2 separate regions of the Mus musculus genome follow, and region 2 is linked to region 1. A link is a contact called in ENCODE POLR2A ChIA-PET data. All regions are on one chromosome and are shown on one strand. The core of a region is the stretch at or near the end of the contact, and the rest is flanking DNA. Distances in the headings are between cores, read along the strand shown. Region 1 holds the start of Cep97 (centrosomal protein 97). Region 2 holds the start of Pcnp (PEST proteolytic signal containing nuclear protein).

Region 1 (3,848 bases), core at 1,223-3,722:
TGCCAACTACTCTCTCCCAGCGACTTCGAAGTCATTTTGAAAATCACAGTGTAGATAATTAATCGATGGAATGCAATGATTTTCTAATTTCACAAGGTTGCAGGCAGCACTAAATAAAGCACTTGTAGCACAAAGTCAGACTGTAGCCCCTACCCCCCACACTCCCACCCCCAACCCCAGCTAATCACAAATCCAGACTGTAGCCCCCCACCCTTTTAATCACTTCAGACAAGTTTCCTTCTCTTTTTATCATTTATTTTTCAAAGTCTGAAACACCCAAAACTAAGGTGTTGGCAGGTTTGATAACTGAGACCCCTCTCCTAGAGGCTGGCTGACTCCTCGCTGTGTCCTCCCATGTCTTTCCTCCAAGAGTCACTCTCTTAGCCTCTCCCCTCTCCATTTCTTCTTTGAGTTAACTTTTCTATTCTACAAGACATAGATGACAGCCAGGCGATTTTTAAAGTGCCAACCTCTCTTCACTTTCAAGGTCAGCTCCGTCTATCTAGTGAGTTCTGGGACAACCAGAGCTACATACTGAGACCCCCCTGTCTTGAAAAAACAAAACAAAACAAAACAGCTAGGCAGTGGTGGCCTTTAATCCCAGCACTCCGTGGCAAAGGCATCTCCTTGAGTTCAAGGCCAGATTAGTTTTCTGAACCAGTTCCAGGACAGCCAGGGCTACACAGAGAAATCCTGTCTTGAAAAACAATGGGCTGGAGAGATGGCTCAGCCGTTAAGAGCACTGGCTGCTCGTCCAGGTTCTGAGTTCAATTCCCAGCAACCACTTGGTGGTTCACAACCATCTGTAATGAGGATCTGATGCCCTCTTCTGGTGTGTCTGAAGACAGTGACAGTGTACTCACATACATAAAGTAAATAAATCTTAAAAAAAAAAAAGGCTGGAGAGATGGCTCAGAGTGGTTAAGAGCACTGACTGCTCTTCTAGGGGTCCTGAGTTCAATTCCCAGCAACCACATGGTGGCTAACAACCATCTGATGACCTCTTATGGTGTGTCTGAAGGCAGCTACAGTGTACTCATATAAATAAATAAATCTTTTTTAAAAACTATAAAGTTGTTTTTTTTAAAAAAAAAAAAAAAAAGTGGATGAGCCACGTGCACAGCACAGCTCACACCTTTAATCCCAGCACTGGAGAGGCAAAAGCAAGAGGATTTCTTTGAGTTTTTGATCAGTCACAGCTACATAATGAGACCATGGCTTTGAAAAGAAAAAAGAAAAAGAGTGAGAATATAATATAAACATTGTTCTACATAAAAACATGAGATAATGGGAGAAAGGCATCCAAAATATCATCTGGCTCTTTGGGGGCGGGGAGAATGGCTCTGTAAGTGCTTATTGCTGCTGTTCTCGGTGAGCTAGGAAGGTTGAGAAAAGAAGCTATCAGAGTGGGCGGGGCCTGAGTAACTGCCAATTTCAATTTTTCGATCAGACTGGAGCTACCTTGGGATGTAATTTTTCGGTTCTGCGCTCCTAGAGGGTTTCAATGCTTTTCGGTTTTCTTATCACGTGAGGCGTCGTGAGCCCCTTCTTCGAGATGAAAACTAGACTGTCCTGGAAAAGCGCACCTAGCGTCCGCACACAATTCCTAAGTGTCGACACATGTTTTAGCCGAACTCCTTCCCGTAGGAACTCAAGGGTCTCCGGGTTATGAGCCTCAACTCTACCTACCCTGCTCTGCCCCAATCGGGCCAGCTGCTACCACGCCTCAGAGTGTAACCAAAACAAAAGCTCTGAGGTCGGCGCCCCACGGAGGCATCTCCCAAGCACAGGCGCACCCCCCAACCTGGGCTCTGCCAAACAAAGACCAAACTCGACCCCGGGACCCGGCCTGCAGAATGATCGGGGAGCAACGCGTGTCTGGGTCATTCTCAGATTCTACCACGGCTACTGGTCACTTCCAAAGAAGAGTTCAAGCAGACTGTGATGCGGTTTCAGATGAGATGCTTCCTGAACGTTCTCGGACGAGAAGGAGAGGCACGGGAAATAAAAAGGCTGCACTAATTTCCTGTGGGCACTCGGAACTCAAAGTAAACGTCCCAGAAAGGTCACCGCAGTCCGAAGCCCACTGCCCCCAGTCAGGCTAAGGAGAGCGCGGGACAGGGGCGCCGGGCACCGCGAAGGCTCCTGGGGACTGAAGTCCCTCATTCAGCCTTCACAGTAATGTTGCGGGACTGGACCAGACAGCGGGACTACAACTCCCAGTAGGAAGTGCGCCTCCGTGTTGCTTACAGCCCCTCATCAAAAGAACTGGTCCAAAACTGCACCTCTAAACCCAGGCTTTCTCTTTACACCAAGCAACTGTTTAATATGACATACTGAAGTAAACTTTGGAATTTAGGGGTAGGGATCATCGTACCTTCTCCCGGAGCCAGAGCCCCGTCGACTCGCGCCACCGCCATACTTGCCGCTTGCTAATGACACCAGGCAACCGTCTTCTGCCGTTCTGTAGAGCATGTAGTCAGCAGTGGGGCGCTGCAAACTACAACTCCCAGGATGCACAGCACTCACTCGACCCAATTGGCTCCCTGATGGGACTTGCTGGCTACAATGTGGGAGGTAAAGCTTAGAAGACCCGGGTTGACACCTAAAGTTGATCTGGTGAGCAAGCTGTATTGTTAGATAAACCATTTCACTCCAGGGCCAGGTGTTTGAGAAATTCGACACTTTTACCACCTGGCACATTATAAAGACGTTGTTTAAAACTGAATTTGAGAACTCATTGCCAGAAGTCTCTATGGCAGCTACCCATTTTGACAATTCTGAATTAAGTTTAAAAGGTTTTAGCTTCTCTATAGGAATGACAGTGAAATATTTTGACATAGTCAAATGGATACGTTATATTTGCAATTTACCCAATCTTACCTAATTAAATAGATTTAAAGCCTCAGAAACTGATATTTTTGTTTTAAATGGTGGTTCTTACACATTGAACAGTTTGGTCAAGGAGTATATTTGATACATATGTACCCAGAACTTTTTCCAGAGTATTCAAAAAAGTTTAAAATAGTTTCCAGAGTCAGGAATACTTACTTTACCTGGTTGGGAGGGCACAGGCTGATCTTTTTTTGATTTAACTATGAACTCGGTAATCGGGAACTAGAAATTACAATCTTTGGACAAAACTTGACAGGGGAAGTAAAATTAAGCTAGGGTTTACAAGGTAACTCAATCGTACAAAGGGGGCTCCACTTTCTTTCATCAACTGCTCAACGTACTAAAAGCTACTCTTGGTGTTCGAGAAATTCAACACTTTTACCACCTGGCACATTATAAGGACATTGTTTAAAACAAACTGATGTTGAGAACTCATTGCTAGAAGTCTCTATGGCCGCTACCCATTCTGACAAGTCTGAATTAATTTTAAAGGGTTTTAGCTTCTCTATAGAATGACTCGCTATAAGGCTCTCTCTGAAGTCTGAGGATTCCTGTTCAGGAAAATTCAGTAACTTGGTGCTTCTAGCTTTTCAGGCTCAAAATTCTAAGAGCATTTCCTCTTTCCTGGTTCCCTTTGGCATCACTGCCCTTAAAGACCTTTCTGTTTCCCATTGCTTTAGTCTAAAGATACTTTTCTATTTCTGAAGAAACAATAAGAATTCCCCCCTTCATTTTAACCAGTAGACACCTTACTTGGAGAACAGTCTTACAACTTTATATGTCTGAAAACAAAGCAAGCCTGTCGTGGTGGCCCAAATTTTAATCCCATCAGTTGGGAGGAAGACTATATATTGTTAGATATTGGAAGAGGCAAGCAGGAGGATGTCTGTGAGTTCAAGGCCACCTTGGTCTACATAGTGAGTTTAATCATAGCCTGAGCTATGCAACAGAGA
Region 2 (3,789 bases), core at 61-2,560, 95 kb after region 1:
GCAGTACCTTAAAACGATGTTCTCAGTCAAGGCAAAAGGACCTTAAGTTCAAGGCCACCCCAAGATACTTTAGGCTATAGTTTTTCCTCAAACTACTTTTAACATATAGAAGGTCTAAAGTAAGAACTAAAATCATTAGCTATTTTACTAGTTTATTTTTAAAAAAAAACAAAATGAGGAAGAGACCTGAGAAAGTGGCCGTGGCTTGTAATTCCAGTACTCAGGAAGCCAGAGCTAAATGAGCTCCTAGCTCAAACCGGGGGTGGGGTGGGGGCGGGGGTGTTCGGCAATTAACAAACTTGGTAGACCCTACTTTTGGCCTTTATGCGATACTGAACCTATATGTTCTCACATTTAAGTATTTCAAGGATAAGCCCGAAGAAAGCCAGAACAGTGAAAGGCTAAAACATTCTAAGCATGTGCTAATTATCCTTCCGACAAAAGGGCGTAGGGGAAAAGAGACTACGCATTTCTTTTCCTTTATGTACACCATCAAAAATTACGGGGGTAGGAGGAACGAAAAGATAGCTATAATCTGAGTTTAATTTCGCGACAAATTACAGGAAGATCACACCTTCCTACCACGCCAACGAAATATCTGACATAGACTCCGCTGCTGGCAGCCTAAGAAAGATACCGGAAAGAAAGCGAATCAAACCCTAATTTCAAGCGTTTGCTGCTTGAGCCAGATTCCCCTCTCCCCTGCATCGCCTCGACTTATGCCATCGCAGGGTTTATAAATGTTATGTCTGAAAATACAGCAGAGAGTGGGCTGGGGTCTTCCACCTCCGCAGCGAAAAAGAGAGCATCAACCCTCGTTACGTGTAACCGAGAGGCCGGCGACCTCGGAAAGCCGGCATGCGGCCAGTGCCCGCGGCGGCTCGGCGCTCGTGCGGCGGCCTGAGTGCGCAGCGGGCCCTGAGCTCTCTGCTGTTCGGACTCCCGGGCCAAGCTCCCACCTCCCTTCGCACCGCCCGGTGGTAACCGGCGGCCTCTCTGATTAGGCGACGCGGACCTCGATCTCCCCCGCGGGCCACACCGGGCGTGCCCGGCACTCATCAGGGCCCAGCCCCTGGCCGGGCGAGCGCCAGCTCCGCCGGCTCCTGCGATGCCGGAAAGCCCCCCAACCCGCCCTGGGAACCCCAAAGAAAGGCCGGAGTAGCCCCCGTAGCCCGCGACGCTGGGGTTGTGTTCACCTCCGGCGGCTCCGGCTCGCTGCGGCTTCTCTGGCTTCTCCTCTCCCGCCTTCCCGTCCGCCATCTTCCTCGCCGCGGCCTCCCCCTGCAGCCCGGGCAAGAACGTCACGGCCCCGCCCAGCAACCACAAAGCTTCGGGCGGGCCAGCGAGGCCGCAGCCTAGAGAGGACCTGGAACCCGAGACGGGGACGGATGTGACGTCGTTGGCTGGAACGAGGTGTGTGGTGACGGCTATGGAGGACTGGGCGGTGGGATGGCACGTCCGGGTTAGTACGGACTCACCGATCGTGGAACGGTGGGTTCAATCCTAGGTGCTTCCACGCTCAGCGGTGGTCGCGGCTGGTCCTTCATTTTACGGGATAGGGCTGTGTTCTTACAGAGAAACGTCAGCAGTTAACGGACGCTGTCTTAGTGTTGACACCGTCCAGTGCGGTCCGGTGTGCAATTATCGTTTCCATTTGTGCAATGACACCGAAAAGAGACTTATGGAAGATCACGTCGTAGAGCCTTACGGAAATTGGGGCGGAAGAAATTTCCGCGGCTTTTGCATTCGTGAAAAATTCAGCGTGAGAGTTGTAGCAAGCAAGCAAACATTAAAAGCAGAAATAGGTATACGTGGAGGTCAAGGGCGCTTCCTGCTGTTTCAGAGGACAGTTCAATTCCCAGTTGGGTGGTCTACAGTTAACTGATAACTCCAGTTCCAGAAATCCGACTACTAAGAGTTCACACTCACTTGCATATATTCAAACACCTGTTTAAAAAAAAATACATAAAAAACAAACAAAATCCCCGGCTACACTCCGAAGGGCAGGAGCTGTCTTTCTTACGGAGAAGGGTAGTTTGCTCTACTGCAGTTTGGAGATGTCGGCTTTGTATCTACCCTATTCCACTCATCCCTTCTCTAATAACGTTTAAAATACGCCCCAGCCCAGCTTCAACGTTCGGAATTGCTTTGAATTAGAAGTTATTCACTTCTTGGTGTTTTTCAAGGAGTTTTCTTTACTCCTATAAAACTGTCTGGAGTAAAACTGTCTGCTGGTTAAATCGCCCTATTCTTTCAAGGTAAAAGTATCCGACAGAGTTTTATCATAAAAGCTAGTGCCAGTCTTGTCTCTTAACCTTCATGGACACAATGAACAGCACAAGAGTTGTCTTGTAGCGTTCCCTGCCTCTGTGCTAGCACCAGCACTTGTCTTATACTCAACAGTAAAATACAGGACTCGTCTCTTCCAGATTGGAAACACCTGTTAAGTCCTGCCTCTCCTAGAAACCTTTAGTAGATTCATTTAGTGTCAATGAAATCCATGCATCAAGTATGCTACAGCCTCATCTGTTTCTTACTTCTTTTTCTCTATACTCATTCCTCTGCCCAAATTTGGTCAATTCCTAGCCTGTAATATACACCCAGTATTAGAGAATATAGTTCATTCTGTCCTCCAAGCAACATTGAGTGTTGCTGTCCACAGACCTGCTTTTACTTCTCCATAAAATATCAGTGGACTGTTGGTTGTACCTCAGTTGGCCAAGTGATTGCCTAACGTGCAAAACCCATGGTGGGTTTCATCTCCAACACTGCATAATGAAGTGGTGGCACATATGTCTAATTCCAGTACTTGGGAAGTGGAGATAGGATCAGCCTGGGGTATGGGAGACCCTGTATCCAAATAAATGCTAGTACCCCTTCAACAGGTGATCATGGGATAAAGGTATCATCCTTAGCTACACAGCCATTTCAGTACCTGCCTGAGCTCCATGAGGGCCTACCCCCAAACTAAAACAACAGAACAGAGAAACATGGATGTTGGTAACAGTGGCTATACTGAATCATCCGGTTATCTCAAGATCAGAGTTTGGATCCCTAGTATTCACATAAAGCTGGGGTGCCAGTCATCCTAGTGCCAGAGAGGGAGAGGCTGAGACAGGAGGTCCCCTGGGGTTTGCTGGCCAGCCAGTCCAGCCAAGTCGGCCACCTCCAGGTTGTATCAAAAGTTAAAGTGGCACCAGGGATGGTGGCCATGCCTTTAATCTCACTCAGGTGGATCTTAAAGGCAGCTTAGTCTACATAGTGAAAACACAACTCAAGATAACTAAGACAGTCCAACGACACATGTGTGCATACCCACATGTACACACACATCAGCATATAGGCACAAAAAATTAAAACTAAAAAGCAGCCACATTTCATAGCACCTTGTATTGGTGGTTACCTACACGAAAGCTGTTCGGTATCTGTGAATGAATAACTCAGGCTTCAAGTAGAGATGGGGAGCACTTACCCATTCAGTTCACTGTTTAGCACATAATTATATGTAAGTGACCAGGAAACTGTCGTATAGTAGTATTTAACTCCTGCTTGGTTCACCATGTCTCCTATATGGCTTTAGAGGATAGTATTTACGATTCTCACATTTCTTGTGCCATTAATACCAGCACTTGGGAGGCAGAGGTATGTGGGTGTCAGTGAGCTCAAAGCCAAAGATATACCACAGACCCTTTCTCGGGGAGGGGATATTATGTATCACTCTAGATTGCTGTTTCCTCATGTAAACTTGGCGGCCTCCAATGTGCTGTTAAGCTGAGACCTCGATTCCCA

The links. ChIA-PET counts read pairs that join two places held with the same protein, here RNA polymerase II (POLR2A).
Region 2: POLR2A ChIA-PET joins it to region 1 with 12 read pairs in Patski. The contact joins the promoter of Pcnp here to the promoter of Cep97 in region 1. POLR2A ChIA-PET finds 5 or more read pairs at or near these places in 3 of 5 experiments (Patski and embryonic stem cell).

Annotation. Positions count from the first base shown.
Region 1 is chr16:55,932,376-55,936,223 of GRCm38, forward strand. Cep97 (centrosomal protein 97) reads right to left here and starts at 2,473. Exons shown (of 11, transcript NM_028815.4): 1 at 2,378-2,473. The coding sequence starts at 2,420.
Region 2 is chr16:56,028,407-56,032,195 of GRCm38, forward strand. Pcnp (PEST proteolytic signal containing nuclear protein) reads right to left here and starts at 1,311. Exons shown (of 5, transcript NM_001024622.2): 1 at 1,197-1,311. The coding sequence starts at 1,260.